Linked DNA regions of Homo sapiens: region 1 is linked to region 2. Evidence: chromatin loops called from intact Hi-C (ENCODE). Cell type or tissue: heart left ventricle. All regions are shown on one strand. Links, peaks and the distances in the headings refer to the core of each region. The heading gives the core; the rest is flanking DNA.

Region 1 (5,389 bases), core at 187-5,186, 100 kb after region 2:
TCTTAAGCTAAATGATATGCCAAGTGATGTTTTTAGCACATTAGAAAAATAGAAGGCACAGTGGTATAAAGGAATGAGCACAGGCTCTGCATTTATACAGACTTGCCCTAGATTTGTTATGTGACTTTGGACCCATGTAATCCCTCTATACCTCAGTTTCTACATTTGGAAAATAGTGGAATATCAAATTACATAAACATTACCCAGCATTAACTGCTTGTATATAGTAAGTGCTCAGTTAATATTAGATTCCTGGTCATTGGCACTGGGATCCTAAGGAAGCCAACTAACTAATTATACTCCCCTCTCCACGTTCTGAAAAAAATGATAAATAGATACTTTCATCACTGTGAAAGGAATATAAACTTTGGGGCCCCCTAAATCAGGAAGCTAAAGGGAAAAGTTAAGCTGGGAACTGCTTAGAGCAAACCTGCCTCCCACTCTATTCAAAGTCACCCCTCTGCTCACTGAGATAAGTGCATATCTGATTGCCTCATTTGGAGAGGCCAATCAGAAACTTGAAAGATGCAACCAAATTCTCCTAACTACCTATGACCTGGAAGCCCCCTCCCCACTTCAAGTTGTCCCGCCTTCACCTTGAGTTGTCCCGTTTCTGGACTGAACCAAAGTACATGTTACACATTTTGATTGATGTCTCATGTCTCCCTAAAATGTGTGAAACCAAGCTGTACTACTACCACCTTGGCCACATGTCGTCAGGACCTCCTGAGGCTGTGTCACAAGTGTGCATCCTTGACCTTGGCAAAACAAACTTTTTAAATTAACTGAGAACTGTCTCATATTTGGGGGGTTTGCATCACTTAGGGTCAAATCATCCACCGATTCCCACTAAAATTTAATGGAGAATCTAATTTACATCTGAGGTTCAAATGGGCTCTCAGTAATCTTCATAGGATTTTATGGTAGGTTACTAACCTACATTGTTACAAGGTAGAGACTTCGATGTTTTCCTTTAAGAACAGAGCCTGCTTAGCCTGAGTAACCTTTCACCCTCGAGGAAGTAAGAATGTGTACTTCCTAGGGGCAAGCTCTCTCCAAAGAGAGCCAAAAAAGGGGTAGAGCTATGTGCACTCATACTTCTTCTTTAACAATCTCTTTAGTTAAATAATTCATGATTTCTTCCTATGGAAAAAGTAAGAGAGGTGGTGTAGGGAATAACAGAGGCTTTTTCTCAATACTTCCTATTTTGCAGGATACAAAGGAATTTGGATACAGGAAGGAAATTGTTCCCTTCTATAATATACAACCCCATGTATTAATATATTAATAAATGTACTAAAACGATAAACAGAGCTTACAGGCAGACATGATGAAATCCTCTAATTCTTTGCTACCTACTGAAACTTTTGGCTATGACTCAAGCCTGGCACATAATAAAGAGGTGGTAGAAACCATTGTGTCATGCTGCCTTTTGCTTTCAAGCTGATACTTACTTATCAAATTTTCCCTGATAATCATTGTCATCATGGTACTGTACCTTCAGTAATGTTGTAGGCATAGTCATGCTTAGTGTTCAGGGGCAAAGCAGACAGCACAGGTGTCTAAAAATATTGAGTGCTAGTATATGGTGCAAGGTGAGGAGACTGTGGTTTCAGGGACACATAGCAAGGCCAGTCCAGCAGGCAGAGTGGCATTCTGAAGGTATAGCAGTGGTGAGCCCTCCAGTACTGCCTCTCCAATGCACCGTCACAGCCTCCTGTACTTTCCTCATTTATTCATTCATTCACCTTGTATGTGCCAGACATTATTCTAGGTTTGGGGAATGGATCAGTGAACTACCTAAACAATAACAAAGTCTCTGCCCTTATAGTGTTACCTCTCTGTCTTACAACTCTCCACTAGTTGTTAAGCTCATTTAGGGTAGAAATTGTGTTTCACTCATTGGTGAATCTCTACTGCTAGCACTGTGCCTAGGACTGCACTCAATACATGTTAAATTAAGGTTGAACTCACTAATATTGATTAATGATATGTTCTGACACATGGACAAAGCAAGTAAAAGGGATTCAAGTGGCGTTCTCTTTACATGTGAACCATGATATCTATGGTTTCCTATTGTATTTATTTGTTTCATGTTGTCAAAATGTGAATAACATTGAGATATCCAAGGAGGGAGGTAGGTAATTGACATTTAAAAAAGTCTGTCAAGGCTGGGCACGGTGGCTCACGCCTGTAATTCCAGCACTTTGGGCGGCCAAGGTGGGTGGATCATGAGGTCAGGAGTTCAAGACCAGCCTGGCCAACATGATGAAACCCCATCTCTACTAAAAATACAAAAATTAGCTGGGCATGGTGGCACATGCCTGTAATCCCAGCCACTTGGGAGGCACAGGCAGAATTGCTTGAACCTGGGAGGCGGAGGTTGCAGTGAGCTGAGATGGTGCCACTGAACTCCAGCCTGGGGGACAGGGCAATACTCTGTCTCAAAAAAAAAAAAAATTCTGTCAATAGGAGTGAATCTATTTATACACGGCACAAACTGGGGGACATGTCCATCTGCCCATAAATGGATACACACAGGTTTAGAATGGCATAATAGAGGAGGAGGCTCTTGAATTAAATCTTGCAAGCTAAGAAAATATTTCTAAAATTAAACACAAAATAAAAGACAATCATTTTATGTTAGCACTAGATGGCAGGGGAAGGCAGAGACCCACCACACTGCCTTCTTTAGATGGAGATCTCTGGGTAACTTAGAGAGGCACAGACTATGTCTGTGTGTTTGGGGTTCTTTGTGTATGTGGTTGACTTTTGTTTGATTTAGTCTTCAGAAAAAGGTGATCATAGTTTCTTTTGCTGATATATATATCTGTTACCCCCTAATGGCATCCCTGAAGTTACAGTAATACCTATGTCAAAGAGAAGGCATTTGAGACAGAGGGGAAAATCAGCAGACCTTGCTAACCAGATCCCTTCCTTCCCCCACCCCTGAGAATGGATGTTTCCTGGCAATGGAGAAACTGGGCATCGTGCCACCATGGAGGTGCCTGGACTGTTTGTAACAAACAGTTTCATTAGATTACCCACAATTTCTCGAGAGGTAATTCCATTAGACAGTGTTTATCAGTCATCATATGCTCTGCTTGTCATGACTCCCCTGTTCAGTAGCAGTAACACCCCCAGAACAATACTGTGTGTGTGTGTGTGTGTGTGTGTGTGTGTGTGTAAAAACAAAACTGTCTGGGATGCCTTACAGAAGAGGTATCTTCTGTGTAGTAATGAACATAAAATAGAAAGAGACTGAGTAGGCAGCATTAAAATGTAGGTACCCCACAAATAAACATATTATTGTGCTTTTAATTCAGGAATGAGATCTGCAGCAATAACCAGAAAGCACCTGAAAACATCAGACGTGGATTATTTAGGCTGTTTAGGTGACCTAAATTATGCAGTATCTTGTAAGTCTTCTGAGGGAAATTTTTTTTTATACTATTTGATTATTTTCTCTGGAATGATTAATTTCCTGGTACACTGGAATATTTATTTCTCCTGCTTTCTTTCCCTCTATCCTTGGCTCACATCTACAGGTATAAGGCTCATGTGGAACAAACCTATCACGTGCTCTCAGACTTGAGTGGACAATGTTTCTCTGTCTGATGTTTCTGGTCAAGATTTTGGAAGAGGTCTGTGCCCTCTAGTTCATACCTCCTATATATTATCTTTTAAAAATTTTCTTCTTTATATATGTAACTCTTTCTTCCTAATGTCACTCATCACTAGACTATATTTTTGTATGATTTAAATCTAATAACAATTTTTTCTTTTACATCTTTACTTAAATCATAGCTACTTTATTATCTTTTTCTCTATTTAGAGATATGAGTTCCTTAAAAATCATAATAATTAAAGATTCCTTTCTAGCGGTTAATTTTTAAGCATGTTAGGGTTTCAAGAGATGGGGGCATCTTGGTCACTTTTTGTTGTTGGTATTAAAAGCTTTTAGTGATATGAACCACCTTATCAAAACAATTTCCTATTACTAACATTCACTTATCCTCAGGTCTAGCTATTCTATTTTACTACCTACTATTCCCAGTCTCCTAGTTGCTTTTTACTGCTTCAACTTTTCCTTATGCTGGTCCTTCCTCCTGCAATAACCTTCCCCTTTTCTCTACAAAATCCAAAACTTTTCATCGTTTAGGACATCTCAGATTTTCATCTGTCCAAAACCTTGTTTGATCTATTCCTCTGAAAGCTCACAGAATTTAATCTGTACCTTACTGATAGGATTGATCAGTAATCTATTACCTACCATAAGCTACTTGAGGGTGGAACCAGTGCCAGATTTAACTTGGTATTTTTTCACAATGCTTAATGTTTAGTAGGTCCACAACAATCAATGTCACTTTTGTACGATTATTTCATCAACCTATCCCCTTTAAAAATATCTCATGAATTCTTCAGTCTTTGAGTGTTCTCTGTATATTACGCTATAAGCATCATATTCCTGGCTCATCTTGTTGGTAAAACAGTGTATTTTTTTTTAATATCCCCATTTAAACTGACTAGGGCCTGCCCTCAGTTTCCTAAATTTCTATTAAAAAGGGAAACTCGCTTATGCTATTCCCTTCTTCCAAAAATTTGCCCTTCCTCTTACCCATTATCTGCCTGCTTTTGTTCATTCTCCAGTGCCTCCAGGAAGTTTTTTGGAAAACTTTTATTTCAGGTTCAAGGTTACATGTGAAGGTTAGTTACATAGGTAAATTCATTTCGTGGGGGTTTGTTGCACAGATTATTTAATCATGCGAGAATTAATCCCAGTACCTAATAGTTATTTTTTTGCTCCTCTCCCTCCTCCCATCTCCAGGCCCTCCCACAAACCCCAATGTGTTGCTCCCCACTATGTGTCCTTGTGTTCTCATCATTTAGCTCTCACATATATCTGAGAACATGTGGTATTTGGTTTTCTGTTTCTGCGTTAGTTTGCTGAGGATAATAGCCTCCAGCTCCATCCATGTTCCCACAAAAGGCATGATCTCATTCCTTTTTATGGATACTGAAATTATATTTTGCCCAGAATTTATAGTTGTTATTGGCAGGAGGTTTGGTTTGTTAGGATCTATTCGGCTATTTCCAGAAGCTGAAACCCATCACATTATTTTTTAAAGCAATCACTACTTCATTGTTCCTTATATTAGGTGTAACTACTTTGAGACAAACAATATTTATGCAATTAAGTAAGTCCTGATACTTTATAAAATCTATATTGCTCTTTTATGGCCAGCTGCCTTTAATATTAATACACATAATGGATTGTTAATTTCAATTGAGATTTGCCAGATTTTTGACTTTCTTTTAGGGTCTATAGAAAATGTCCTAAATGACTTTGGCTCAATTCTTCTGTAATGTACAACAGATAAAATTAATA
Region 2 (5,389 bases), core at 317-5,316:
TCTTTCTTTTTCCTTCTGCCTCTCTCTTTCACTTATAAGAACACTTGTGATTACATTGAACTCACCTGGATAAGCCAGGATAACATCTCATAGCAAGATTCTTAACTTCATTACATTTGCCCAATCTTAATTTCTTTTACTGTGTAAGGTAACATATGCACAGATTCTGAGGATTAGGTCATGAACATCTTTGATGGGCCAATATTCAGCCTACCATGGCAGTATCAGAATTCTGAAATCTTTGAAGTAAAAGGGAAAAAATTAATGAAAGCTTCTAGGAATCAAGGTCATAAAAGGCAATCAAATATTGAAAAATGGGCACGATGAGAACTGACCGATGAATACCAGCAATAAATAATATGTCACAATGCAGCAGCAAATATTTCAGATATATAACAAGGACATCCATGCAAAGGTATTTTTCGCAGCTTAACAACAGCATACAAAAGGAATAGAAAACAAGTAATAGAGTGAGAGATGGATGGGGTCAAGAAATACTTGTCAGAAAGGTGATGATTTAGAAAGTATATGGCCATTACTGTGAGAATAACAGAGTGGCACTTTTTTATTCTCAGTTTTCACTGGTGATCAGATAGTTGACCTCATGAGACAAAAAGAAGTCAGGGATTACTGTAAAAATATGGTATTGGGATTCATCTTTTTAAGCAAAAATTTTGCCATCTTCTGAAGTGGAAAGGTAAAAAGTCAAATAGTCTGATGTAGGTATAAAAGCTTAATTTTTATTTTGGAAATCATAATTTATATCTATAAATCCTATTTAAATGTACACGAATTTGTTGTCTAAAAGATATGCACATATTAGAAAATCATAACTTTTTCATTGGTAATAATCAAAATGATGAATTCTTGTCTCTCTCTCCATCTGCCCCCATCCCCTCCCCACCTTCTCTCCATTCTGTTGGCTGGCTTTAGTTCAGGCCTTCTTTTCCTATTTCCTGGATTATTCTTTTAGTGTAACTTGTCTCTAGATTTTTATCTACCCCTCTCTGATCTACTTTATATTATGCTGTTGTATTAATTAATTATGTCATTCCATGCTTAAAAACCTTTAATTTATTGCTGGAGAATAAACTTTACACCTTTTGGCCTGACATTGAAGCCCTTCTAAATTTAGTTGCCCTGATATGAATGAGTGACGTGCTGCAGGAGAAAGAGGTGAGGAGTTGGGAGACCTTGGCTGCTGCCCAATTCTACTGCTTACCAAACTGTGAACTTGGGCAAAGCAATTAGCTTCCACGAGCCAGAGCTACTTCATCTTGAAGTTGTAGAGTATCATAATGCCTGGATTAAAAGGTTGTTAAGGGAATCATATTTTTAAAACAATGACTATGAAAGCACTTTAAGTGGACAACAAAATGTTATCCTTATTCTTGTTTGTGATTATTCTTCCCATCTTTTCCTCCATTGAATGTCCTTACGCACTGTCTACTCTGAAGTATTTAATATTCTTCACAAATAGCCCACACTTTACTTTTTTGTATTAGTTTTCTATTGCTGCTGCAACCACAGTACACACAAATTTGGGGGCTTAAAACTATGCAAGTTTATTATCTTATAATTCTAGAGGTCAGAAGCGGAAAACGGGCCTCAGTAGGCTAAAATCAAGGTGTTGGCAGAGCTGTGTTTCTTCTGGATGTGCTGTGGGGAATTTGTCTGTTTGCATTTTCTGGCATCTAGAGGCTGCCCACATTCCAGCAATTGCATCACTCTGACCTCTGCTTTTGTTCTCCTGTCTCCTTCTCTGACTCACACTCCTGTCTCCCTCCTAGAAGAACTATCCTGACCGTGACCATGTTTAGGGCCCACTTAGATAATCCAGGATAATTTCCCCATCTCAATTCCCTTAATTTAATCACTCTTCAAAGTCCCTTTTGCCCAGTAAGATAATGTAGGGGTTAAGATATAGACACTTCCAGGGACCAATTTTTTTGCCTACCACATTTTGCTGAGTTTCTCCTTCCACCTTGGGTTTGCTACTCCCAAAGCACAAGTGCACATCCTACTTAAGTGTCTTCTTTGCTACAAACCTTTTCAGTTACTCCCAACTGGAAAAAAATCTCTTTCCTTAGTAAACTCTCTGTGGTAGGAGAAACATTTTTAAGGTGGCCACGTGTTTCCTCTACCAATCTTCAACTGGATATTTTGAATGTTGCTTTCTTAGCTACTCTCCACTTCTCAGATCTGTGAAGACAGGTGCTGACGAGGGACCCCAGGGGAGGGCAGATGATGAATGAAAGACTTTATTGTTTTAGAGCTCAGAGAGAAATCCTCCCATTGCTTTTCACAGCACCATGAAGGAACAAAATAAAGGGCTTTAATTAGTTGGCTATAAGCAGCTTCTTGGACTTTCTTAAGTGATTTTGAGAAAAGAGACAAGCAAGAAAGAACAAGCCTAGCAGTTACCTGTTCTTCCACGAAGCTCTGCCTAAGGATTAGGATGCTTAGGTTCCATCATAAACTTGACTGACAAGAGCCAAAAGTGTTTTAGGGTAAGACTGAGTCAACTGGTTCACAGGTATTAAGCTTAGAAAAATAAGAATTTTTTTTCATTGGACTGGAAGAATGGAAGCATAGTCTGTTTCTCTTAGACATAAATAACAAATAATGCATAATACATATATATTTTGTTTTTAGGATCACACATTTTTTTTCTAGCTAAATCCCAATATCTTTTAGCATTAGAATTTAAGGCTAACATAATTGTGACTAAAATTATAGTTTAGCCATAGAAAGATGTTAGCAGGATTCTTTCTTCTTCTTTAAAGAAATAGTTATCTAAAAAGATTTTATTCATAGTTCACAGGTTGGGCTTTAAAAAAATGGAGATAATTTTTAATTTTTAAAAAAACTGGATATCTTTCTCTACCTGATGATAATTATATAGGTAATACAATACTTACTAAGTCTTTAAAAAGTGATTATGGACAAGGACAGGTGTTTCAATGCTTAAAAAGAAAAACAAAAACAAAACCTCATCTAATAGAATCAGGTTATAAAGTAATCAGAATTCATCAGCAATAAAGTTTAATTCCATGGCACTGTACTGTTATCTGTCAAACATTCTTACAATTAAGAGAAAATATCTCCCAGCGTTTCCATGGTGCTAGAGCATTCCAGTAGAACAGCCAACCCACACAGGGCTGAGGAGCTATAAAATATTAATTCAGTATAAGTATGCATCTGACAATCTTAACATTTATTATAGGTTATAGCAATTTTGCCCTAACAAGTGATTCAGTTAAAATGAACACTGCCAAATATTGGAGAACAGGGTACACCTTCCCACTTTCTCAAAAGACAGGTTTTTTTAAAAAAGCTTAAGACAATAAGGACCATTTGCACAATAGAGAGCTTTTCATAATCACCATTTATATATCATGAGGGATAAGGAAGAATGAGGGTTGAACAACACCCATTGGAAATGTAGCTGGGGCATGCATGTAGGGGGCAGGGTGGGAGATTTTAGGGGCACAGCTAAAACAAGTTTGTTTCCAATAGGCCTTACTTGTCAGGAATCAAAGAACTGATAAAGTGGAAGAAAGAGGCTCTTTCTCCTAACCAATGCCAGAGGAAGAAAATATCTGAAAGGGAAGAAGGGGGCTTGGATCCTGTTTGACCAATCCTAACAGTGGTTCATCAGGGTGCCAGAAATAACACCACTCAGACAGGAACCACACTACATGTTGAACAAACTAAAAATCGTCATTTCTATTCCCAGTTAGAGAGAGGGCTTCATATAAGGTTCCTGTAAACTAAGCTAGTCCTCCTATGTCAGGACAGGAGTATTCATAACTTGTGAATGGGAAGCTTCTTTCATTATGTATATTTCCCCCTAAAACATTCCCTTTATTTGTTAAAAATATTTATATTATAAGAGGCTGAGATTTACAGTTAATTATTTTTAGAACTAATGAAAAGTCTAACAAATAACGTTTATTACTCACTGTTGTCGCTCAGGCTGGAGTGCAGTGGCACAATCTTGGCTCATTGCAACCTCCACTTCCCAGGTTCAAGCGACCCTCCTGCTTCAGCCTCCTGAGTAGGTGGGATTACAGACATGAATCACCACAACCAGCTAATTTTTGTATTTTTAGTAGAAACAGGGTTTCGTCATGTTGGCCAGGCTGATGTGGAACTCCTGACCTCAGGTGATCTGCCTGCCTCGGCCTCCCAAAGTGCTGGGATTACAGGTGTGAGCCCTTGTAATGTCTTTATGGTAACTCATTTTGGCATTTGTCATTCCTTTAACTATCATAGCTGGCACTTTTATCTGAAATGCTATAGTGAAGAAAGTCTAGTATAGATTCCAGGGAGCTATAGTGTTAACACCAGTGCCTCATTTGCAAAGTATTTGGGAGATGGAAAGGGATTTCTTGTTCAAAAATATTTAAGCCAATATTTTCTCACCCTCTCATCAACGATTGATTTTTTTACTCTTTCTAGTTTTTCAGACACTCATGGCCAGGGTCTGTAGGCATTGTCTTTTAACGAATGAAGAAAATATGAGTACCGAAATATACATGTCTTAAATAAGAAAATAAATACTTCAAACAACAAAATAAAGCCTTCTTTTTACTGTTAAAATGACTACTCCCAACAGAAAAGTGAGCACAGGAATGAATATGTAATTCACAATAATTTAATTATGAAAATAATGTTATAATTGTTAATAAGACCTAACATTTACCAGTTTTTTATTACTATTTTATTTTATTTTTATGAGAACCCCAAGGAGGAGGCTCTACTATTATTATTCTTGTTTTGCAGAGAATTTCTCTAACTTATCTAATATGACACAACTCTATGCAGAGAAACAAAATGCAAATAAACACCATGTGATTTTAGAGTCCAGGCTTTCACCACTGAAAAGTTCAAACTGATGAATAGAAGGAAGGAAGGAAGAAAGGGAAGAAAAAGAGAAAAAGAAGAGAATAACGGTCTACTCCTTTTACCTACCAAGTTGGCAGCTTTTGATTTTATTGTGGTTTTTAAAGATTAATTCTCAATGTTAGTGAAGGCTGGAGGAAACTTGAACTCATAGTATTTGTGGGACTATTAATGATACCATCTAACTCCCTTGCTAAAGCAGTTGACTCAGGAATGAGCACATGACCCAAATTCATCCAACGTGAAGTTTAGGCCTTTTGTTTGAGAATTGGGGAAAATGTGTTTTATTTTCTGAGCCTCAAGGAGTAAAAGTGTACTTCTAAGAGTAATTTGCAGCCCATTTTGTATCTGTGAGGCTCATAGCACTGTAGGCAGAGCAGGAGACCAAAACAAGCAGGGTTCTTGGTGGCATTGTTGTGCTACTGGAGAAAACCAATTCTGTGACCTGAATTATTTCTAGACTGTATTTATGAGATACATT

The links. Hi-C counts contacts between places; a loop is a spot of excess contacts. Peaks named below come from ENCODE experiments on the same cell type or tissue, not always from the same donor. Only the 100,000 strongest peaks of a DNase experiment are listed, where the experiment ranks them.
Region 1: a loop joins it to region 2, with 13 times the contacts of the local background. A loop is called at or near these places in 11 of 110 quality-filtered maps.

What each region holds. Positions count from the first base shown.
Region 1 is chr1:68,722,474-68,727,862 of GRCh38, forward strand. No RefSeq gene overlaps it. Among named protein-coding and RNA genes, the nearest start is that of DEPDC1, 230 kb to the left of the region's middle. In heart left ventricle, for the core only: no CTCF peak of the experiment used is centred there; a DNase peak (open chromatin) is centred at 2,988; H3K27ac peaks cover 277 bases.
Region 2 is chr1:68,622,693-68,628,081 of GRCh38, forward strand. No RefSeq gene overlaps it. Among named protein-coding and RNA genes, the nearest start is that of DEPDC1, 130 kb to the left of the region's middle. In heart left ventricle, for the core only: no CTCF peak of the experiment used is centred there; no DNase peak of the experiment used is centred there; H3K27ac peaks cover 1,269 bases.